Linked DNA regions of Homo sapiens: regions 2 and 3 are each linked to region 1. Evidence: read pairs that join two places in POLR2A ChIA-PET (ENCODE). Cell type or tissue: Panc1. All regions are shown on one strand. Region 1 holds the start of LOC112268077 (a long non-coding RNA gene). Region 2 has its middle 26 kb from the start of PHOX2A. Region 3 overlaps FOLR1 (folate receptor alpha).

Region 1 (8,000 bases):
TGGTGACTGACTGGTAAAAGGAACTCCACCAGCATGCAAAATGGTCTTAAAGGGGACAGAGAGGCCGAACAAACTGCGAGAATAAAGGCACCAAGGTGGGAACACAGTGTAGCTGGAGTATTAGGGCTCCAGTAGGGGAAAAGGTAGGTGAGGGTCAGACTAGAACAACTCTAAAACCAGTTAAAAGCATTAGTATGGTTAGAATTTTTTTTTAAACGAGTGAGCACTGAGTGTTTCTGAAGTTAATAATAACAGAGACTATATATAAAGTACCTACTCTGGAGAAGTACATATGTCCTAATCCTTACAAATCCTTAGGAGGTAGGTGGCGCCACCCCCATTTCCAGATGAGGAGAAAGAACTTCAGAACAGTCAGTAATTTGCCCTGGATCACATAGCTATTAAATGGCAGGGCTGGTACCAAGATCCTGACTCCAATATTCATGCTCTTCCCTTGCAACCTCTCTTAGCTGGGGGTTCTCCTTTGAAGCACATACAAAAAAAAATTGACTAGTGATTTTCTCAATGCTTCCAAAGATGTGTGTGTGTGTATATATATATATATATATATAGCTAGTACCATTTTAGATTCCTGGGAGAGAAGTTAATTCCTGTGTACGATGGATGCCTTGGAGAATGAGGGCTCAATTCTCTGGAGGAACCTTGGTCAAGAAAAACGGCCATGATTAGAGATATGTTTTAGGAAGATGGATCTGCCGGTGGGATCACATCCCTGAGAGGACCTGGTTGCCAAAGCAACTTAACAGTCCTGGAAATATCAAGATGAGTCATCTTCAGGCACTTGAAGTATGAGGCTCCAGCCACCTTCCCTGATCACTCCTCTTTCTAGTCCTACTGCCTCTTCCCCACCTTCCTCCCTCCCTCCCACCACACCTGCATTCAAGTGCTGAAGCAGAGCCTTCCTGCTGATAAGCCATCAACACAGGCAAAAGCAGCATCTTCCAAGGTAAAAAACATGAGGGTCTCTGTACTTTTCTGTGGCGGTTGGGAGTAGAAGACTGGCACTAGTTAATTCAAAACCCTTCTGGAGAACTCTGGCAAACTCCCATCATCCTTCCTGATAAGGCCTAAGCACCCCCTCCTCTGGGAAGCCTTCTGTAACTGATTCTACCTCTCTGATCACCAGGCAGAAGACATCATTTCCCCCTGTTCGTCCCCAGAGCCCCTTGTCCAGGCGCCTGCCAGAGCACCTACCCCATTATCATGGTCTGTTTCCACATCTATCTCCTCTGACAGTGTGAGAGCCTCTCAGGGTCAGTGACAGTTTGCCTGATCTGTCTTAGGATTCCCTGAGGCCCATGGTCTCAGAGATGGCAAGTGGCTTGCCCAGGGTCACTTGACAAGGCTGAGATTTAAACCCAGGTCTGACTTCAAAGCTTGTTTCTTTTTCACTATGCTACAGGGTCTCCCGAAAATGAGACGACGTTAAGCAGTCTGTGCTAAGCTGTACAATGCTGTACAAGTTTGGAGGAGGAAGTATCGGAGTAGACCAGACGACGAAGAAAGGCTTCTTAAGAGAGAGAGGCCTTGAAGAGTCTGAGGATTCAGATAAGAAAACAGGGAACATGATGGCACTTTAGGCAGGATGGGAATATCGTAGGTAAAGACAGAATTAAGAGGCCTTAAGGTAGGAGTAAAGGTTCTATATTGGGGAGGAATGGAATTACAGCTGCCAGAATGAGAGTTTGATTTCTTTATACATGTCACAATGATAAGTACTTATAACAGGGAACCTACCATGTGCCTGCCAGGGGCTTTCATAAAAAATACCACCAATCCTCATGCTATCCTTGTGAAACAGGTGTTATTTTAGATGTACGAAAACTGAGGCTTAGAGAATTAAGGAAACATGCCCAAGGCAACACAGCTAATAGGTGGGTAAACTGGGATTCAAACCTAGGTTGGCCTGATTCTGAAGCCTGAGGTTCCCTTTCTATTACTCCATGCCACCTCCTAATGGGCCAGAGAGCTTTCCACATTATCAGCCTGATGCTTCTGTCTGAATCTCCTCCCAGCTCAAATGGGGACTTTTGGTCAGACAGCAAGAGCAGCTGACTTTTCTAGCTCTAACCCTCTAAGGTCTGGGGACCCTAAATCCCTGAGGACTAAGTAATTTCAAGGAAACTGTTCTGTGTGGGCCCTGTGAGCACAGGCTGGCCTCTGTATTTAGGCCTGCTTTGGATCTCACAGAATCTCCCTTTAGTTACTGCAGCAAAGCTGGTGGCAAGTACAGCCTAAGAAAACCGGATGGGGCTGGGCGCGGTAGCTCATGCCTGTAATCCCAGCACTTTGGGAGGCCGAGGCGGGCGGATCACCTGAGATCGGGAGTTTGAGACTAGCCTGACCAACATGGAGAAACCCTACCTCTACTAAAAAAAATACAAATTTAGCTGGGTGTGGTGGCACACGCCTGTGATCCTAGCTACTTGGGAGGCTGAAGGTAGGAGAATCGCTTGAAGGCGGAGGTTGTGGCAAGCCGAGATCGCGCCATTGCACTCCAGCCTGGGCAATAAGAGCGAAAATCTGTCTCAATTAAAAAAAAAAAAAAAAGCCAGCCAGATGGGCAGGAAGGTAGGCTCCCTTGCCTTTCCTGAAACCCTTTGGAGAGGGTCAGCTGAGGTCAAAAGACTCTGGAAATATTACTGGCAACAGCCCCTAGAATGATAGAGCAGGATCCTGCCTCTCGGTTGGCTGGTCACACACACAGGCAGACCAAGGGAGGTCAAGGGGGAAGGGAGGTCAGAAGTTGGCAGCCTGCAGGCCCTGAGTGACGGCAACTTGTTCAGGGTTGGGAGGGAGAAATAGTGGGTTAATGGTTTTGGCCCTTGAGGCTGGGAGGCTAGGGCAAGGGGTGTAAATGTATGCTGGCTAAAAAGGCAGGTGGGAGAAATGTAAAGGTGGGGGCTAAGGGCATCTGTTCCAAGTCAACAGGCAGGAACCATGCCCCTGGAACGGCTCAAAGGGCCAGCCTTGGCCTGGGGGTGAGGATAGAGGGAGTTTCATAAAAGGCCCTCGTCTTTTCATTTCAAAGGTGTTCGATCTAGAAGGCTAGGAAGAGGGGCTCCTTATAAAGTGAATTCTCTTGTCTGGGGGTTGGGGGAAGCAGAGAATGTAAACTACTGGACAATAGCTGGGAGTATTGATTGATTTTAAGGCACGGCAGAGATAATGTCCTTGGTGAACACTCCAATTCTTAGCTACAAATGTCTTGCCACAGAGTTTTCCAACGGACAAAGGAAGAAGCTTTCTGCTTGGGGATGTTTTCTAAGTCTCTGCTTCTGAGAACAGCAAGTTCTCGCTCCAGAAGCATCAGTCATCCCAAGAACTGCTGCCACATCCACAAGTAGTCCTGCCCTTCAGTGGCTGTGCCCTAGAACAAAGCATATTCTGGCTGCTCTGGGGCAGGTCCCTTGTAGGCTTGGGGATACAGGCCAGGCCTGGGTTTTAAGCTAGCATGGCTGTGGCTGACAGAAAGTGGCAAGATTACGTGCGTGTTCCTGGGAAGTTCCCAGAGGCCAATGAGAAGATGATCTGGGGATGCTGGGCCTGTGGAGGCAAAGGCTCTGGGACTGAAAGAACTTTCTTTGAAGACTGGTATTTGGAAAAGTGACTAGGTAGCAAAAGACAGTTGGCATAAGTTATAGAGAAGACCACAGCTCATTAAAAAGATGTTTCAACCATGCCGGGCGCAGTGGCCCAGCACTTAGGGAGGCTGAGGCGGGTGGATCACCTGAGGTTGAGAGTTCGAGACCAGCCTGACCAACATGGAGAAACCCTGTCTCTACTAAAAATACAATATTAGCCAGATGTGGTGGAACATGCCTGTAATCCCAGCTACTCGGGAGGCTGAGGTAGGAGAATTGCTTGAACCCGGGAGGCAGAGGTCACGGTAAGCCAAGATTGTGCCATTGCACTCCAGCCTGGGCAACAAAAGCAAAACTCCGTGTCCCAGAAAAAAAAAAAAAAAAAAAAAAAAAGGTTTCAACCAGTCTCCCTGGGGAAGAAGGAGGTTCCTTCTGTCTCTGAAAAATGTCAGCTAGCCAGCTGTTGGAGAGGGTTCTGCTGGAAGAGAGGCAGGCAATCATCAGAGTGGCCCAGAGACCTTTGAGGACCTTTCCAGTGCTCAGGTTCTATGAAGAATGATCCCAACAAGGAAGACCCTGGGGTCTAGCCCCAAGAGAGGATCCCTGGCCCTCAAAAAGCACCAGAGGAGGCATGAACAGGCAGTCATGTGCCATGTACTCACTCAGGGGTCTGTGCTCCACACATCCTGGCCAGATGCTTCCCACACTCTCCCAAGGAGAGGCAGGAGTGGGATATGGGGAAGTGGGAAAGAAAGTGACTGGGATGTGTCTGGCAGGTAGCACTACCAGACTTGGACAGGACTTGCCCAGCCTGAGTCTGGGGATGGCATGTTTTGTCTCTCCAATTAACTGATGTTCTCCAAAGGGAGGGTATTCATTATTCATTGATTTATTGAGTGCTTACTAAGTGCCAAGTACTATAGTAGATGCTGGGGACACTTGAACCAGTCAGCCATGGTTCTTGCCTTTTAGAAGCTCAGAGACAAGTTAGGGAGAAGGCTATTGAACAAATAAAAACAATTTCAGGTTGTGACAAGTGTAATGACGGAAAAGAATAGGGTGCCATGACCCAGAGTAATGAAAGGGGCCTGAGACGGGGGTGGGACCAAAGAGGATGTCTTTGTGACCTGGGTTAGGAGGGATTTAAAGAGCCTGTGTCCTTTGTTTCATTAGCTCTGCTTTGGAGGTCACGGGGGAGAAGAGAGAACACTTTTAGGGATAGCAAGAGTCCAGAAAACTCTCACAGCATACACAGACAGGCAGGATGACATGGTGTATCACACCACATATAGGCAGAGAACACACATCAGCCACAGGAGGGCAAACCACATGTGTGCACTGCCACTGTCAGCAGGCAAAGCTGCTCTCGAGGCATCTCTAGCTCTAGGAGGATAACAGGGCTCTGGGGAAGTATGTTATTTCCAGAATAGTGAGGCTGCCAAGTACTCTCTCCCCCTGCCAAGCCCCATCCCACCCCTCCTCCACCCCCCCCACCCCACCCCTCTTCCACTTCCCCCACCCCACCCCTCCTCCACCTCTGCTCTCACCTCCATCAAGCAGCTCCTTGACAGTGCGGTAGTCATCAGCAAGAACAGCATAGTGCAAGGCCGTGCAGCCCTTGAAACTGGCGCGGTTGTTCAGCCTGTTGTTGAAGTCATCCTCTCGGGTGATCAGGACTGGGGAGACAGCAACACAAACCCTTCCATTAGCAACGACAGCATGAGCCACCAATCTCACCTGTTTTCTAGTGGCATTTTAATTCACTCACTCATCTACCTACTTACTAAGCATAAAATGGCACCTACTATGTTCCTGGCCATCTGTGCTGGGTAAGAAGAGGCAAAACAGAGGCCAGTTAGTTCCACAATGTTTACTGACATCTGTTATGTGTTAGGATTCATCCTGGGGACATGAAATAGATCAGATAAGGTCCCTGACCTAACTGACAAGGGAGGCAGACAATAACCAGATGTTTATAGAACTGTTTGAGATAAATGCTCTGTTAGAGGTATAATAGGAGAATATACCAGAACGCCAGAAGAGAGTTTAGCTCAACTTGGGCATGAAGAGAGGATCCCAGAAGACAGGAGTCTTAAAGGATGAAGAGAAGTTATGCAGGTAAAGAAAGCAGGTTGGGGTAGGATAAGGAAAGAGTGGGGCAGGAGACAGAGGCTGTTTTAGCAGATTAATATACCTCTCTGCTCTGAAAATGTTTACATTCTAGTAAGTAAGTGGTTTTAATTTTTTAAAGCTTAAAAAATTTATAAAAGCAATTAAATTTTTAAAATCACAGAAAAGTACAACAAAGAAAAGGAACCAATATCTCAGTGACTTGAGAAACTATGTGTCAGATTTTGATATATGTTCTTCCAAATTTCATGTGTGTGTGTATCCCCTATAAAATTGGAATTTACTGTAAATGCAATTTTGTAATCTGCATTTTTACCCTTATTACCTGTAAACATTTTTTGAAAGAAGAACAAGCATTTCATGTGGTCAAAGAACCAAAATCCCCCAGGCTCACTCTAGTGCTAATATTTGTGATTTTCTCACTCTGATTTGATATAAAATAACATAAAACCAGTCCATCATTTTTCCAGGACTCTCTGGGTTGGGTGACTCCACACACCCTGTTTACCCAGGGTGGTCCTGGTTTTCTTCTGCTGTTATAGACAGTTCCAGTTTGGACAATAAATTAGAATGTTACCCCACCTCTGGGGCCCTCCCTTGGGAAATGAGACCCCTCAGAGCACTCTCTCCCCTGCTCAGGCAATGGAGCTTCTTTCTAGCCCCCATGTGAAAGTTATCCAGGCAACTGTCTTACATTCCCTCCTGAGCTGAGTTTGTAGGGGTAGAATTTGGGTCCTGACTACCTATACTCCTCCCTGAGTCCACAGCACAGGATCTGCAGAGGACAGGTTCCTCTTACCTCTCACTGGATAAAGGGGTACACTCAGTCAAGAGGCGATCTTACCTATGTAGTCAAAAGCACCAGACAATTCCTAAACCATTCTTTTTCAAGTGGTCTTGGAATGGAGTCTATGCAATACTAAATGTCCTATATAAAGTTCCAAAAGCCAGAAGACTGCCATGCCTCTTCCAAATACTAATAGATTTTTTTTTTTTGGAAATGGAGTTTTGATCTGTCACCCAGGCTGGAGGGCAGTGGCGCGATCTGGCTCAATGCAGCCTCTACCTCGGTTCAAGCGTTTCTCTGCCTTAGCCTCCCGAGTAGCTGGGATTACAGGTGCCCGCCACCACAGCCGGCTAATTTTTGTATTTTTAGTAGAGATGGGGTTTCACCATGTTGGCCAGGCTGGTCTCAAACTCCCGACCTCAGGTGATCCACCCGCCTCAGCCTCCCAAAGTGCTGGGATTACAGGCGTGAGCCACCGCGCCCAGCCATACTAATAGATTTCACTTACTGACCTTCTATACTATGCCTGACATGGTCACTTCACACAATCTTACTTAATTCTCATAATTACCTTACATAGTAGGTAATTATTATTCCCATTTTATAGATGAGGAAACTGAGGCTCAGAGGTCACATAGCTAATAAGTGATTGTCCCCACTGTTTCTCACATATCATAATGTCACCCTCAATTTCCAAATGAGGAAATCAGACACCAAGAAAGAAGTAGAGCCCAGATGTCCTGGTCCCAGCCTTGGCTCTTATTCCATCCTGTTTTCCTGTTTGGGTGAAGGTGCAAACTCACTCTCTGCAGAATTTGCCCTTAACAGAAAATGGCCTGAGGTTTGTAGCTAGCACTCAGATAACCTAATGTGGATGGAAGCATTTCAAATGTTTGGCCAAAATAAAGTTGGTGGAGTGTGCAGCTGGAGAACAGACAACAGTTTCTTAGTTTCTTGTGGTTTATAGAATCAATGGTCAATGAGCCTTCTACTCCTGACATGGCCTCTCCAGACTGATGAACCCCCTGCTCCTGCCCCAGGAGTGTTATCTGACCTTTCCTGGAGCAGGAAGAACAGGAAGTTAAAAGGCCTCTAACATACAAGTCCCATGTGCAATGGCATCTACACTTTTCCCATAAGAGAGCCGTTTAGGACCTCAATCAGAGATTACTAGCCCTTAGTTACAGTCTTATCAAATCATGCTAGGTGATCTTATTTCCAGCCCACTGCAGATTAGGAGAAGGAAATAAGAAGGCCAGGGAGGATGCTACAGAACCAAGCAGATTGATTACAATCAAGCACTGGCCAGGCAGGCAGGGAAAAGAACAGGACAATGAAAAGCTGAAAAAGGAATTCAGAGTACAGCACCTCAAAAGCCCCTAAGGGCATCACTGAACTGCCACATAGGACATTAACTGCTGGATATAATGATGAACCTGACGAAAAGTGATAGTTGGCTCAAGAAAGCAGGAAAGGTG
Region 2 (8,000 bases), 87 kb before region 1:
AATGTTCCGGTCAGGTGTGCTGGCTCACGCCTGTAATCCCAGAACTTTGGGAGGCCGAGGCAGGTGACTTACTTGGGGCCAGGAGCTTGAGACCAGCCTGGCCAACATGGTGAAACCCCATCTCTACCAAAAATACAAAAATTAGCCGGGCGTGGTGGCATGTGCCTACTCCAGAGGGTGAGGCAGGAGAATCTCTTGAACCCAGGAGGCGGAGATTGCAGTGAGCTGAGATTGCACCACTGCACTCCAGGCTGGGCAAAAGAGTGAGACCTTGTCTCAAAAAATAAAAATAAAAAAAAAAAGTTCAATCCTTGCCCCTATTTTCAGCCCCATGTTGCATCCCACATTCTCAGAGCACCTGGTGCTTTGCATTCCTGAACTCTTCTGGGGTTCTGTGTTATGAACTTGATTCTTTCTTTCTGACATCCCCTCTGTAGTTATTGGGTATGCAGCTTTCTTAGTTCTCCTGACTTCTCTATCATTTTTCATATTTTCCGTTTTTAAGAGTATGGAAGAGTATTAGAAAAGACAGCTTATAATTTCACTGACTAGATACTCTCCAATTAAATTACATGCACTGGCCAGATGATTAAAAAGAAATAAAGTAATAAAAAGTTTAAATGAAAAGTGAGAAGTATTCCTTCCCTGTTTCTTCCCCTAGTCCCTCTCTCAAAAGGAAATATTTGTGAACATTTCCTTGTTCAACATTTCCTTGTTCACAATTTCCTTGTTTAATTTCTTTTTTGTGTTTTTGAGACAGGATGTTTGCTCTGTCACCCAGGCTGGAGTGCAGTGGTGCTATCACAGCTCACCGTGGCCTCGACCTCCTGGGCTTAAGCAATCCTCTCACCTCAGCCTCCTGAGTAGCTGGGACAACAGGCGCCAGCCACCACGCCCAGCTAATTTTTGTATTTTTAGTAGAGACGGGTTTTCACCATGTTGCCCTGGCTGATCTCAAACTCCTGGGCACAAGGGATCTGCCTGCCTGGTCCTACCAAACTGCTGTGAATACAGGCATGAGCCACTACACCTGACTCTTGTTTAATTTCTTCTAGAAATTAAAAAAAACACACCCTGTATCTATGTGTTTGTGCAGGTGTGCACATACACAAAAAGGATAAAGCTATACAGCTATATAGATAAGATTTTTTTAAAAATCAGGGTCTCACTTTGTCACCCAGGCTGGAGTACAGTGGCACAGTTTCAGCTCACTACAGCCTCGACCTCCCGGGTTCAAGTGATCCTCCCGCCTTAGCCCCCCAAGTAGCTGACACTACAGGTGCACTACCATGCCCAGCTAATTTTTGTGTTTTTGTAGAGATGGGGCTTCCCTATGTTGCCCAGGCTGGTCTTGAACTCCTGAGCTCAAGTGATCCGCCCACTTTGGCCTCCCAAAATGCTAGGATTACAGGCATTAGCCAGCACCTGGCCTTAGATAAGACTTTTAATAATATTCCTGGGGCTATTTCACTATTGGCACATGCAGATTCATCTTGTTCTCTTTTATTGGCTACATCATACCATATTGTAATGGACGTGCTGGTTTTGAAACAATATCTTGAGAGCGCTGGGAAAACTGCAGTTTAAAAGATTCCCTTTAGTAAATTCTTTTTGTAGAACAAATAATTATTTGGGGGTAATGAATACTTACTCATTAGTTTTTCAGGTTTGGACGCTTGTATTTTAATACATCAAGCTTTCTTAAAGTGATCCCATCTATAAATGACAGATGACTACATATATAATTACATGGGTGTTAGGTGAGATTCTCAGTGAGGAAGTGAGAGGAACTTGAGAATCTTTTAGTTTCAAGAAACAGAAGCTGTACCTGAAGGGATATTCCAGCTAAAGGAAAAAGAAAAGTTAATTTTAGGGATACTCTGTTGTTTTGCAGGCCCTAACAGCAGATAGGTTTTAGGGAAAACCGGGACCAGGGACCCAGACACCAATGGTATTCTCTGATGTTGCTATAAACATTCATGTACAGGTTTTTGTGTGGACATAAGTTTTCAACATATTTGAGTAAAACACCAAGGAGCAGAACTGAAGGATCATACAGTAAAAAGTATGTTTAGTTTTGTAAACAACCACTAACTGTCTTCCAAAGCTGCTGCATTATTTTACTTTATTATATTATATTTATAATATAATAATACTTATATAAGTATTATATATAATATATAATAATATAATATAAATATAATATTTATATTTCAATATTATAATATAAATATAATATTTATATTTAAATATTATCATATAAATATAAATATAATATATTATAATTATTATAATATAAATATAATATATTATAATTATTATAATATAAATATAATATATTATAATTATTATAATATAAATATAATATATATTATAAATATTATAATATAAATATATTATAAATATTATAATATAAATATATTATAAATATTATAATATAAATATATTATAAATATTATAATATAAATATATTATAAATATTATAATATAAATATATTATAAATATTATAATATAAATATATTATAAATATTATAATATAAATATATTATAAATATTATAATATAAATATATTATAAATATTATAATATAAATATATTATAAATATTATAATATAAATATATTATAAATATTATAATATAAATATAATATATTATAAATATAATATAAATATAATATATTATAAATATAATATAAATATAATATTTAATATTTATAATATAAATATAATATTTATATTATAATATTATAATACTTTAGCTCTGCTCCTGCCTGCACTTTGCTCCACTGGACTCTGCTCTTTTTCCCCTAGCAGGTAAGTTTCCTCCACTATTCTGACCCTTGGAGTAGACAACTTGGTTATGGACAGCTCCAGACCTGTACATCCTAGTTAGGCACTCTAAACAGAGATTTGTGGTGTATTCTCTGTTCTAGTTTTAAAATTTCTGGAGGAGAGGGAAGTCTGATTTGCTCTGGTGGGTCAGGTTGTCACATCAGAACCAGTGAAATGTATCTAGATGTATCCAGGGAGCAGTGTCATAGCTACTAACATGACAGAAGCTCTGATAGGTCTTTGGGTGGTGGGAATGGGTTGGGAGAGAGTGTTGCAATAAGAAGGGGAGTGTTAAGCACACTGTCACTTAGGAGTGCACACTGCGGTTACAGAATCTTCTAATTCTTTGGTGGAAGCTTCCTGGAAGGGGAAGTTTCAGTGGTGCTATCATTCAAAGAAAATTCAAGGCTGGGCGCGGTGGCTCACGCCTGTAATCCCAGCACTTTGGGAGGCCAAGGTGGGCGGATTACCTGAGGTCAGGAGTTCAAGACCAGCCTGACTCACTTCGTGGTGAAACCCCATCTCTACTAAAAATACAAACATTAGCCAAGCATGGTGGCACACACCTGTAATCCCAGCTACTCGGGAGGGTGAGACAGGAGAATTGCTTGAGCCTGGGAGACAGAGGTTGCAGTGAGCCGAGATAGTGCCACTGCACTCCTGCCTGGCTGACAGAGAGAGACTGTCTCAAAAAAAAAAGAAAAAAGAAAAAAGAAAATTCAAGCCCTTTGTGAAGGTTTTATAATGACCCTGACAAGGGTTCCTTGGGTCACGGAGAAGAGACCCTACCCAAATGAAGATGCCTTTACAAGTTTGGAGCGCTCACCCCTCTCTCTAGGCTTCCAAAGCTAAGTGATCCTTCCAAGCAAAATTGGAAAGCAGTCGGCTTGCAGGCAGGTGGTGGTGGCTTAGAGCTTCCTTTTAACCATTTATGGAGTAGGTCTTCATTTCTTGATGTAAATCCAAGCATCCCTCTGGTATCACATTCCATCTTCCTGAAGAACTTCTTTAACATTTCTTGTAATGCAGGTCTGATGAATTCTGTCACCTTCAGTTTGTCTGAAAAAGTATTTCACTTTCATTTTTGAAATATTTTCATTGGGTATGGTATTCTGATGAGTTTTTTCTTTTTAGCACTTAAAGTACGACCTTCTATTCTCTTCTAGCTTGCATAATTTCTGGTGAGAAGTGTGCTTTGTTCTTCTCAATGTAATATGTCTTTTCTCGTTTTCAAGACATTCTCTTAATCTTTGAGTTTTGGAAGTTTGAGTCTGATGTGTCTAGACATGTGTGGTGGTTTTAAAATATGCATGCATATTTTTAATGTATACTGCTATCTCTATATCCTTTAAAAGGTGAAGCTTAAAGGCTGGGCACGGTGGCTCACGCCTGTAATCCCAGCACTTTGGGAGGCTGAGGTGGGTGGAACACCTAGGTCAGGAGTTTGAAACCAGCCTGACTAACATGGAGAAACCTCATCTCTACTAAAAATACGAAATTAGCTGGACATGGAGGTGCATGCCTGTAATCCCAGCTACTTGGGAGGCTGAGGCAGGAGAATCGCTTGAACCCAGGAGACGGAGATTGCAGTGAGCCAAGATCACGCCACTGCACTCCAGCCTGGGCACAAGAGCAAAACTCCGTCTAGAAAAAAACAAAAACAAAAAAGTGAAGCTTAATTCTCCTTCCCTTGCATTTTTGGGACTTCTATTGTAATGAATGCAATATGGTGGGAATGGTGGTGTTCTGCTTCTGACGCTTAGGGCATGTAAGACATTGTGGCTTCTGCCTGCCTCTCCCTTAGATTGCTCTGGGGTACAAATTGTCATGTTGTAAGGACTTTAAGCTGATATGTTTTAGTCATCAGGAAATTATACTTATTTTATATAATTAATTGCCTAAGAAATGCTAAATGGATGAAGCGATACTGCAATGGGAAGAAACAAAGATAAAAACCCAAATCATGAGATTATGCCGTGGAGTCTTACTGATTTGTTCTTCCTGCAAACACTCGGTAAGCATCTATTGTGTGTATGAGTATGTCCAGGTAAGCTACAGAAATCAGGTAGAGGAAGGAAGACCCTAAAACAGTTTTCAACTTTAACCTGTTAAAATATGAGCCATAACTTTTTGGATACAGCTCTATTCCCCTCCCCCCCATTTTAAAAAGAAACTCTATTAGAATGTGGTTCATTTAACTTTTAAAAGTTAATCGACAATTTTTTTAGAGCAGCTTTAGGTTCACAGCAAAACGGAGTGGAAAGTATACAGCATTCCCATACCCCCCTCTCCTGCCCTAGTACCAACCCCCCCCAACAAAGCCTTCATTATCGATATTAGCATCAGATTGGAATATTTGGTACAATCAATGCACCAATATTGACACATACATCATAATTGACCAAAGTCCATAGTTAAAGTTCACTGTATTTACATTCTGTAGATTTTGACAAATGTATAATAACGTATGCCCACACTTGTAATATCATACAGAATAATTTCACTGCCCTAAAAATCCCCTGTGCTCCACCTATTGATCTCTCTCCACTTAAGTCCCTAGAAATCACTTCTGTTTTTACTGTCTCTATAGTTCTGTCTTTTCCATGATGCCATATAGTTGGAATCATACAGTATATAGGCTTTTCAGAATGACTTCTTTCACTTAGTGATAAGAATGTAAAGTTTCTCTATGTGTTTTTATGGCTTAATAGCTCATTTCTTTTTAGCATTAAATAATATTCCACTGTCTGGATGTACCAGAGTTTCTTTATCCACTTACCTATTGAAGGACATTTTAATTTCTTTCAAATTTTGACAATTATGAATAAAGCTGCTACAAACATTCATGTGTAGGTTTTTGGGTGTACGTAAGTTGTCAACATAGTTGAGTAAACACAAAGGAGCTCAGTTGTAGGATCATATGGTAAAAGTATGTTTGGTTTTGTAAACAACTGCTGTCTTCCAAAGTGACTGTATCCTTTTGCATTCCCTCCAGCAATGAATGAGAGTTCCTATTGCTCCACCTCCTTGCCAGTATTTGGTATGGTCAGAGTTTTGAATTTTAGCCATTCTAAAGTATAGTGGTATCTCATTGTTTTAATTTGCAATTCCCTAATGACATAGGATGTGGAGGATCTTTTCATATGCTTATTTGTCATCTGTATATCTTCTTTGGTGATGTGTCTTTTCAGATAGTTTGCCCGTTGTTTAATCTGGTTTTCTTATTGTTCAGTTGTAAGCATATATTTTGAATATTCCTGTATCACATATGTCTTTTGTAAATATTTTCTCCCAGTCTGTGACTTCTTTTCTCATTCTCTTGACATTTAACTTTGATATATTAAAACATTTTTTTGAAAGCATGTATTTCCTTATTTTTAAAACTGAGGCATAATTTTTGAGATATAAAACTTTGAGATATAATTCACATCATAAAATTCACTCTTTAGGCGGGGCACAGTGGCTCATGTCTGTAATCCCAGCACTTTGGGAGGCCGAGGCGGGTGGATCACTTGAAGTCAGGAGTTCCAGACCAGCCTGGCCAACATGGTGAAACCCTGTCTCTACTAAAAATACAAAAATTAGTAAGCTGTGGTGGCGCCTGCCTGTAATCCCAGCTACTCGGGAGGTTGAGGCAGGAGAATTGCTTGAACCCAGAAGGCAGAGGTTACAGTGAGCCAAGATCGCACCACTGCACTCCAGCCTGGGCAACACAGCGAGACTCTGTCTCAAAAAAATAAAAATAAAAAAGGCCAGGCGCTGTGGCTCACACCTATAATCCCAGCACTTTGGGAGGCCCAGGCGGGCGGATCACGAGGTCAGGAGATCCAGATCATCCTGGCTAACACGGTGAAACCCCGTCTCTACTAAAAATACAAAAAATTAGCCGGGCGTGGTGGTGGGTGCCTGTAGTCCCAGCTACTCGGGAGGCGGAGGCAGAAGAATGGCGTGAACCCGGCAGGCAGAGCTTGCAGTGAGCTGAGATCACGCCACTGCACTCCAGACTGGGTGACAGAGCAAGACTCTGTTTCAAGAAGAAAAAAAAAAAAATTCACCCTTTGAAGTGTACAATACAAGGATTGCACAAAGTTGTGCAACCACCACCACTATGTAATTCTAGAACATTTCATCACTCCAAAAAGAAACCCCCAAGTTCATTATCAGTCATTTCGATTCCCCTTTCCCATTACCTGGCAACCACTAATCTACTTTCGGTCTCTGTGAATTTGCCTATCTGGACATTTTCATATAAATAGAATCATCTACTATGTGGTATTTTGTAACTGGATTCTTTCATTTTGCATATTTCAAGGTTCATGTTGTAGTGTAAATCAATACTTCATTCTTTTCATGTCTGAATAATATTCTGTGTATATGTATAGATACACCATATTTTATCCATCCATTCATCAGTTTGATGAACATTTGGGTTGTTTCCACTTTTTAATTATTATGAAAAATGTTGCTATGTACATTGTGTGTAAGTTTTTGTGTGGCTGTATGTTTTCCTGTCTCTTAGGTATAAGCTAGGAGTAGAATTGCTGGGTTAGATGGAAACTCTATGTTTAACTTTTTGAGTGACTGTTAGGCTCTTTTCCAAAGTGGCTGCCTCACTTTACATTCCTACCAGTAGTGTATGAGAGTTCAATTTCTCCAAATCCTCACCAACACTTGTTATTGCCTATCTTTTTTATTATAGTCATTTTGGCGGGTATGTATAGTGGATTTGATTTGCATTTCCCTGATAGCTAATGACACCGAACATCTTTCATGTGCTTTTTAACCTTTTATGTATCTTCTTTGGATAAATGTCTATTTAGATCCTTTGCCTGTTTTAAAATTGGGTTAATTTGCTTTTTATGGTTGTGTTTTAAGAGTTCTTTATATACTCTGTATACTAGACTCTTATCAAATCTGAGTTTCAAAGATTTTCTCCCATTCTATAGGTTGTCTTTTCACTTTCTTTTTCTTTTTTTTTGAGATGGAGTTTCGCTCTTGCCCAGGCTGGAGTGCAATGGCACAATCTTGGCTCACTGCAATCTCTGTCTCCTGGGTACAAGCGATTCTCCTGTCTCAGCCTCCCAAGTAGCTGGGATTACAGGCACACGCCACCACTCCCAGCTATTTTTTTTTTTTTTTTTGTATTTAGTAGAGACAGGGTTTCACCAT
Region 3 (8,000 bases), 160 kb before region 1:
GCACACAGGAGCATAGTTTCAAGTTGTCCTGAATTTTGCAGCCATCACAAGTTAGTTTTTAAGGAAAAAGATTAGTTCCTAAGTTGTTTCTCAATAACTTATAATAAAATAACATCCACAATTGATTGGCTATACATTGTTTTTTTGTATCACAAATTCCACAAACAGATAATGGGTGAGGCAGCTAGTCAGGGACAAAACACTTCCCAAGTAGCTGGGATTACAGGTGTCCGCCACCACACTTGGCTAGTTTTTTGTTTGTTTATTTTTTGAGATGGAGTCTTGCTCTGTCGCCCAGGCTGGAGTGCAGTGGCATGATCTCGGCTCACTGCAAGCTCCACCTGCCGGGTTCACACCATTCTCCTGCCTCAGCCTCCCAAGTAGCTGGGACTACAGGTGCCAGCCACCACGCCCGGCTAATTTTTTGTATTTTTAGTAGAGACGGGGTTTCACCATGTTGGCCAGGATGGTCTTGATCTCTTAGCCTCGTGATCCACCCGCCTCGGCCTCCCAAAATGCTGGGATTACAGGCGTGAGCCACCGCACCCGGCCTAATTTTTATATTTTTAGTAGAGACGGGGTTTCACCATGTTGGCCAGGCTGGTCTCAAACTCTTGATCTCAGGTGATCCACCTGCCTTGGCCTCCCAAAGTGCTGGGATTACACAAGTAAGCCACTGCACCCAGCCTGGGGTTACAATTTAAATTGCTTTTTTACCTTCAAATCTTTGACACCTCAGTGAGGCTTAATCTGACCGCACTATTACACTACAAGTCCCCATCCGTCTCTGCTTAATTTTTGTCCAAAGCAAAAATCAGGTGATGTGTTCATTGTTGTAACCCCAGTTTCTACAAAAGTACCTGGGTGAGAGTAAGTAGGATCTCAATAAAGGTTGAATTAACAAATTTTGTAATGACTGCAACTCCAGCAGGAGCTCCCTTTTGGGCTCCCACTGTCTCTGACGGCCCTCTCCCCTAAAGAGGTCCCAATAGCAAGTATTTTCCTGGGTGACTTCCAGTGGGCTGGGGAATCAAGGACTAAGAGGGGAGACACTGCATGTGGAATATTCTGGCTGTGCTGGCTGTGCTGGCTGTGGACTGAGTCCTCTGTCTTCCCCCATCCAGTGTCGACCCTGGAGGAAGAATGCCTGCTGTTCTACCAACACCAGCCAGGAAGCCCATAAGGATGTTTCCTACCTATATAGATTCAACTGGAACCACTGTGGAGAGATGGCACCTGCCTGCAAACGGCATTTCATCCAGGACACCTGCCTCTACGAGTGCTCCCCCAACTTGGGGCCCTGGATCCAGCAGGTATGCATGGCTTCCTGCAGGTACAAGACCTAGCGGAGCAGCTGAGCTTTCCAGGCATCTCTGCAGGCTGCAACCCCAGCTCCAGTTCTATTCGGGGCTGAGTTGCTGGGATTCTTGAACCTGAGCCCTTCTTTTGTATCAAAATCACCCAGGTGGATCAGAGCTGGCGCAAAGAGCGGGTACTGAACGTGCCCCTGTGCAAAGAGGACTGTGAGCAATGGTGGGAAGATTGTCGCACCTCCTACACCTGCAAGAGCAACTGGCACAAGGGCTGGAACTGGACTTCAGGTGAGGGCTGGGGTGGGCAGGAATGGAGGGATTTGGAAGTGGAGGTGTGTGGGTGTGGAACAGGTATGTGACAATTTGGAGTTGTAGGGCTGGCAGACCTCAAGATAGTTCCGGGCCCAGTGGCTAAAGGTCTTCCCTCCTCTCTACAGGGTTTAACAAGTGCGCAGTGGGAGCTGCCTGCCAACCTTTCCATTTCTACTTCCCCACACCCACTGTTCTGTGCAATGAAATCTGGACTCACTCCTACAAGGTCAGCAACTACAGCCGAGGGAGTGGCCGCTGCATCCAGATGTGGTTCGACCCAGCCCAGGGCAACCCCAATGAGGAGGTGGCGAGGTTCTATGCTGCAGCCATGAGTGGGGCTGGGCCCTGGGCAGCCTGGCCTTTCCTGCTTAGCCTGGCCCTAATGCTGCTGTGGCTGCTCAGCTGACCTCCTTTTACCTTCTGATACCTGGAAATCCCTGCCCTGTTCAGCCCCACAGCTCCCAACTATTTGGTTCCTGCTCCATGGTCGGGCCTCTGACAGCCACTTTGAATAAACCAGACACCGCACATGTGTCTTGAGAATTATTTGGATATGAATGGGAACGTGACTGTTTTGTTTTCCAATTCCCATTGATTGAAACCAGTGAGACTGGGCCAATTCCTAGCTCTGACAGTTGCTATAAACTAGCCTGATACTTAACTATTTTTCTAACTTAGGAGACATTCGTAGCTCTCAATTTCATTTTTTACTATTGCTCCAATCTAGAGCCAAGCCCAGGAATTTTTCATTTGTTTGTTTTGAGACAGGGTCTCACCCAGGAATATTTTGTTTGTTTTGAGACAGGATCTCACTCTGTCACCAGGCTGGAGTGCAGTGGCATGACCTTGATTCACTGTAACATCTGCCTCCTGGGCTCAAGTGATCCTCCCACCTCAGCCTCTCAACTTGAGACTGCAACCATGTGCCACCACACCTGGCTAATTTTTTTTTTTTTTTTGAGATGGAGTTTCGCTCTTGTTGCCCAGGCTGGAGTGCAATGGCATGATCTTGGCCCACTGCAACCTCCTCCTCCCAAGTTCAAGTGATTCTCTTGCCTCAGCCTCCAGAGTAGCTGGGATTATAGGCATGCACCACCATGCCCGGCTGATTTTGTATTTTTAGTAGAGACAGGGTTTCTCCATGTTGGTCAGGCTGGTCTTGAACTCCCGACCTCAAGTGATCCGCCTGCCTTGGCCTCCCAAAGTGCTGGGATTACAGGCGTGAGCCACTGCGCCCAGCCCCACCTGGCTAATTGTTACATTTTTTTATAAAGAGGAGATCTTGGTATGTCGTCCAGGCTGATCTCAAACTCCTGGCCTGAAGCAAACCTTTCATCTCAGACTTCAAAAGTACTGGGATTACAACCGTGAGCCACCACACCCAGCGCAGTCTCAGCTCACTGCAACCTCTGCCTCCCACATTCAAGCAATTCTGCCTCAGCCTCCCGAGTACCTGGGACTATAGGTGTGGGCCACCATGCCTGGCTAATTTTTGTATTTTTATTAGAGATGGGGTTTCGCCATGTTGGCCAAGCTGGTCTGGAACTCCTAACCTCAGGTGAACCACCCACCTCAGCCTCCCAAAGTGCTGGGATTACAAGTGTGAGACACCATGCCCAGCCTAGCTCAGGATTTTATCATTTAAACTGAACATAAGCTTCCCAGGGTTGATTCCTGTGCTGTGCTCAGCTCTCCAAAAGAAGAGGTGGGAATGGCTGTACCCAGCATGTTTTGGATGGGTTGCTGGGAAGAGGGTAAGGGTGGCAGCAAGAGCCATATGGCACTAACAGCTAATACCCACAAAGCATTTTCTGCTAGGCACTATCCTAAACTGTTTATACCGATGACATGTAGATACTACTGTCTGCATTTTCCATATGTAGAAACAGACACATAAATTAAAGAACATTGCCTGGCCAGGCACAGTGGCTCACACCTATAATCCCAGCTCTTTGGGAGGCCAAGTCGGGCGGATCACCTGAGGTCAGGAGTTCGAGATTAGCCTAGCCAACATGGCAAAACCCTGTCTCTACTAAAAATACAAAACTTAGCCGGACGTGGTGGTGTGCACCTGTAATCCCAGCTACTCGGGAGGCTGAGGCAGGAGAATCTCTCGAACCCAGGAGGCAGAAGTTGCAGTGACCAGAGATCACACCATTGCACTCCTGCCTGGGCAACAGAGCGAAACTCCGCCTCAAAAAAAAAAAAAAAAAAAAAAGAAAGGACATGCTCTTTCCCATCATGGAGTGAATAAATATGTGTGTCTTGAAGGGATAATGGGTCCATGGCTGACCAGAGGAGCTGGGCCTAAGCTGCTCTGCCAGAGCTAGGATGGGAACCCAAACTTCGACTCCTAAGCAGGTTCCAAACCAATAACCTGAAGGGTTTTAAGGCAGCGTTCTCCATTAAATATAGTTTGTAACCTTTGTATTAAGCCAGGTTATATTACAGTAACATTCGTAATATTTCTGTGGCATCATACAACTCACCTTTTTGGGTTTTTTTTGTTTGTTTTCTTTCGTTTAGAGACAGAGTCTCTCTCTGTCACCCAGGCTGGAGTACTGGCATGATTATAGCTCACGGCAGCTTCAAATTCCTGGGCTCAAGTGATCTTCCTGCCTCAGCCTCCTGAGTAGTTGGGACTACAGCTGTGAGCCACAACATCCAGCTAATATATACACATATAAAATATGTATTATATATATACAATAGTAAAGACAGGGAGGTTCTCACTATCTTACCCAGGTTGGTCTTGAACTTGCACTGAAGTGATCCTCTCAAAATGCTGGGATTACAGATGTGAGCCACTGTGCCTGGCCACAAATCATGTTTATTTCTTGCTCAAGCTGCAATGTTTAATGTGGGTTATCAGAGGGATTCTGTTCATTTCTCTTTCCTGGACTACATTAGCAGCCAGGGGGTTCTGCTTCTCATTCCAGGCCCAGGCTGATGGAGGCTCCATCTTCTATGAAACAGGAAGAGGGAACTTAGCGAATTCCATAAGGCTCTTCAAATTTCCACCTGTCACTTATATCATTGGCCAAATCAAGTCATGAGCATGCCTAAATTCAAGAAGGCCAGGAAAACATGATCTTATCATGTACTTGGAAGGACAGGAGAATCACAAGGTTTGCAACAGACCTCGTTGTTTTCTGGTCAGTTTCTATTTCATGCACGGTCATAGTTACAAATTTAATTTTTTGGTTAGATCCTAGTAAGAAGGAGGATCAACTCTTTAAACCTATGCAAATAACTACATCAACCCAGGCCGGGCATGGTGGCTTATGCCTGTAACCCCAGCACTTTGGGAGGTCGAGGCAGGCGGATCACTTGAGGGCAAGAGTTCAAGACCAGCCTGGCCAACATGGTGAAACTCCGTCTCTACTAAAAATACAAAAAAATCAGCCAGACGTGATGGCACATGCCTGTAAACCCCAGCTTGTTGGGAAGGTGAGGCATGAGAATTGCTTGAACCCGGGAGGTGGATGTTGCAGTGAGCCGAGATCCTGCTATTGCACTCCAGCCTGGGCGATGGGCAATGGAGTGAGACTCCGTCTCAAAAAAAAAAAAAAAGAAAAAAAAAAGAAAAACTACACACACACAGAAAAAACCAGAAAAACTACATCAACCCGAAAAGTGGAGCAATCCACTGCTGACCGCCCTGGGTAGTCTTGTAAACAAGGTCAATTGTTGCATCATGTTCTCTACAGGATCAGTGACACCATTTACAAATATGATTAGTTTACAGATATATTTGGATTAGTGGAATTAAAGATAAGTACCATCTAAAACCAACTTTTTTTTCTTTTTTTGAGATGGAGTCTTACTCTGTCACCAAGGCTGGAGTGCGGTGGCACAATCTCGTGTCACTGAAACCTCTGCTTCCTGGGTTCAAGCAATTCTCATGCCTCAGCCTCCAAGAAGCTGGGATTATAGGCATGTGCCACCATGCCCAGCTAATTTTCATAATTTTTAGTAGATACGGGGTTTCACCATTTGGTCAGGCTGGTCTCAAACTCCTGGCCTCAAGCAATCCACCTGACTTGGCCTCCCAAGGTGCTGGGATGACAGGCATGAGCCACTATGCCCGACCTATTTCTTTTACTTATTTATTTTGTGTGTGTGTGTGTGTGTGTGTGTGTGTGTGTGTGTGTGTGTGTGTTGGTTTTTGTTTTGAGACGGAGTCTCTCTCTTGTCCAGGCTGGAATGCAGTGGTGTGATCTCAGCTCACTGCAATGTCTGCCTCCCGGCTTCTACTGCCTCAGCCTCCTGAGTAGCTGGGACTACAAGCATGCGCCACCACACCCAGCTAATTTTTGTATTTTTAGTAGAGACAGGGTTTCTCCATGTTGGCCAGGCTGGTCTGGAACTCCTGGGCTCAAGTGATTCACCCACTTCGGTCTCCCAAAGTGCTGGGGTTGCAGCCGTGAACCACCAAGCCTGGCCCACTTCTTTTTTGGACCAAAAGCATAGGTGATGAATGCAAAAATTGATAAATTGGACTTAAAATTCAAAACTCTTGCCCTTTAAAAGACAGCCTTAAGAAAATTAAAAGACAAGCAACAGACTGGAGGAAATATTTACAAAACACATCTGATAAAGCATCTGTATTCATAATATACAAAGAACACTTACAACTCAGTAATTATAAGGCAGTTGACCCAATCAAATAATGGGCAAAAGAAATGAACAAACTTCATTAAAGAAGATACATAGGTCGAGTGCGGTAGTTCATGTCTGTAATCCCAGCACGTTGGGAGGCTGAGGCGGCCGGATCACTTAAGGCCAGGAGTAAAGACCAGCCTGGCTAACATGGCAAAACCCTGTCTCTACTAAAAATACAAAAATTAGCCAGGTGCGGTGACACATGCCTGTAATCTCAGCAACTCGGGAGGCTGAGACAGGAGAATTGCTTGAAACTGGGAGGTGGAGATTGCAGTGAGCTGAGATCATGCCACTGCACTCCAGCCTGGGTGACAGAGCGAGACTGTGTCTCAGAAAAAAAAAAAAAGAAGATACACAAATTATGAGTAGTTACGTGAAAAGATACTCAACATTATTAATCATTAGAAAAGTGCAAATTAAAACCCCAGTAATATACCATTTTATACCTATTAGAATGGCAATAATAATAAGATAGACAATAACAAATGTTGGCAAGGATGTGAACCCTCACACAGTGCTGGTGGGGATGTAAAATGGTACAGCCCTTTGGAAAACAGTGTGGCAGTTTCTCAAAAAGTTAAATGTAAAACTACCATACAACTCAAAATTCCACTTCCAGGTATCTACTCAGGAGAAATGAAAATCAACATAACAAAACTTAATTATGAATATTCATAATATTAGGTATCATTATACATAATAGTCCCAAGCTGGCAATAACCTATATATACGTATACACGTATACACGTATACACGTATACGTATGTACACGTATACACGTATACGTATGTACACGTATACACGTATACGTATGTACACGTATACACGTATACGTATGTACACGTATACACGTATACGTATGTACACGTATACACGTATACGTATGTACACGTATACACGTATACACGTATACAGACGTATACACGTATACGTATGTACACGTATACACGTATACGTATGTACACGTATACACGTATACGTATGTACACGTATACACGTATACGTATGTACACGTATACACGTATACGTATGTACACGTATACACGTATACGTATGTACACGTATACACGTATACGTATGTACACGTATACACGTATACACGTATACATACGTATACACGTATACACGTATGTATACGTATACACGTATACGTATGTATACGTATACACGTATACACGTATACACGTATACGTATGTACACGTATACACGTATACGTATACACGTATACACGTATACACGTATACGTATGTACACGTGTACACGTATACACGTATACACGTATACGTATGTACACGTGTACACGTATACACGTATACACGTATACGTATGTACACGTATACATATGTATGTATACATACATACATACGTATAAGTATACATATGTATGTATACATACATACATACGTATAAGTATACATATGTATGTATGTATATATATTTTTTGAGACGGAATTTTGGTCTTGTTGCCCAGGCTGGAGCGTAATGGCGTGATCTTGGCTCACTGTAACCTCTGCTTCCTGGATTCAAGCGATTCTCCTGCCTCAGCCTCCCAAGTATCTGGGAGTACAGGCACACACCACCATGCCTGGCTAATTTTTGTATTTTTTAGTAGATACAGGGTTTCGCCATGTTGGTCAGACTGGTCTTGAACTCCTGACCTCAGGTGATACACCTGTCTCGGCCTCCCAAAGTGCTGGGATTACAGACGT

What was found. ChIA-PET counts read pairs that join two places held together with the same protein. Peaks named below come from ENCODE experiments on the same cell type or tissue, not always from the same donor. Only the 100,000 strongest peaks of a DNase experiment are listed, where the experiment ranks them.
Region 2: POLR2A ChIA-PET joins it to region 1 with 10 read pairs; 3 of 35 experiments call an interaction of 5 or more read pairs at or near these places.
Region 3: POLR2A ChIA-PET joins it to region 1 with 15 read pairs; 2 of 35 experiments call an interaction of 5 or more read pairs at or near these places.

What each region holds. Positions count from the first base shown.
Region 1 is chr11:72,353,728-72,361,727 of GRCh38, forward strand. CLPB (ClpB family mitochondrial disaggregase) reads right to left here. Exons shown (of 16, transcript NM_001258392.3): 5 at 5,153-5,281. LOC112268077 (a long non-coding RNA gene) reads left to right here and starts at 789. Exons shown (of 3, transcript XR_007062768.1): 1 at 789-967; 2 at 1,424-1,648. In Panc1, CTCF peaks have their summits at 322 and 533; no DNase peak of the experiment used is centred here.
Region 2 is chr11:72,266,352-72,274,351 of GRCh38, forward strand. No RefSeq gene overlaps it. Among named protein-coding and RNA genes, the nearest start is that of PHOX2A, 26 kb to the left of the region's middle. In Panc1, no CTCF peak of the experiment used is centred here; no DNase peak of the experiment used is centred here; H3K27me3 peaks cover 562 bases.
Region 3 is chr11:72,194,147-72,202,146 of GRCh38, forward strand. FOLR1 (folate receptor alpha) reads left to right here. Exons shown (of 4, transcript NM_016729.3): 2 at 1,125-1,313; 3 at 1,466-1,601; 4 at 1,751-2,153. The coding sequence ends at 2,031. FOLR1-AS1 (FOLR1 antisense RNA 1) reads right to left here. Exons shown (of 3, transcript NR_199595.1): 2 at 4,367-4,590. Among named protein-coding and RNA genes, the nearest start is that of FOLR1, 6.0 kb to the left of the region's middle. In Panc1, no CTCF peak of the experiment used is centred here; no DNase peak of the experiment used is centred here.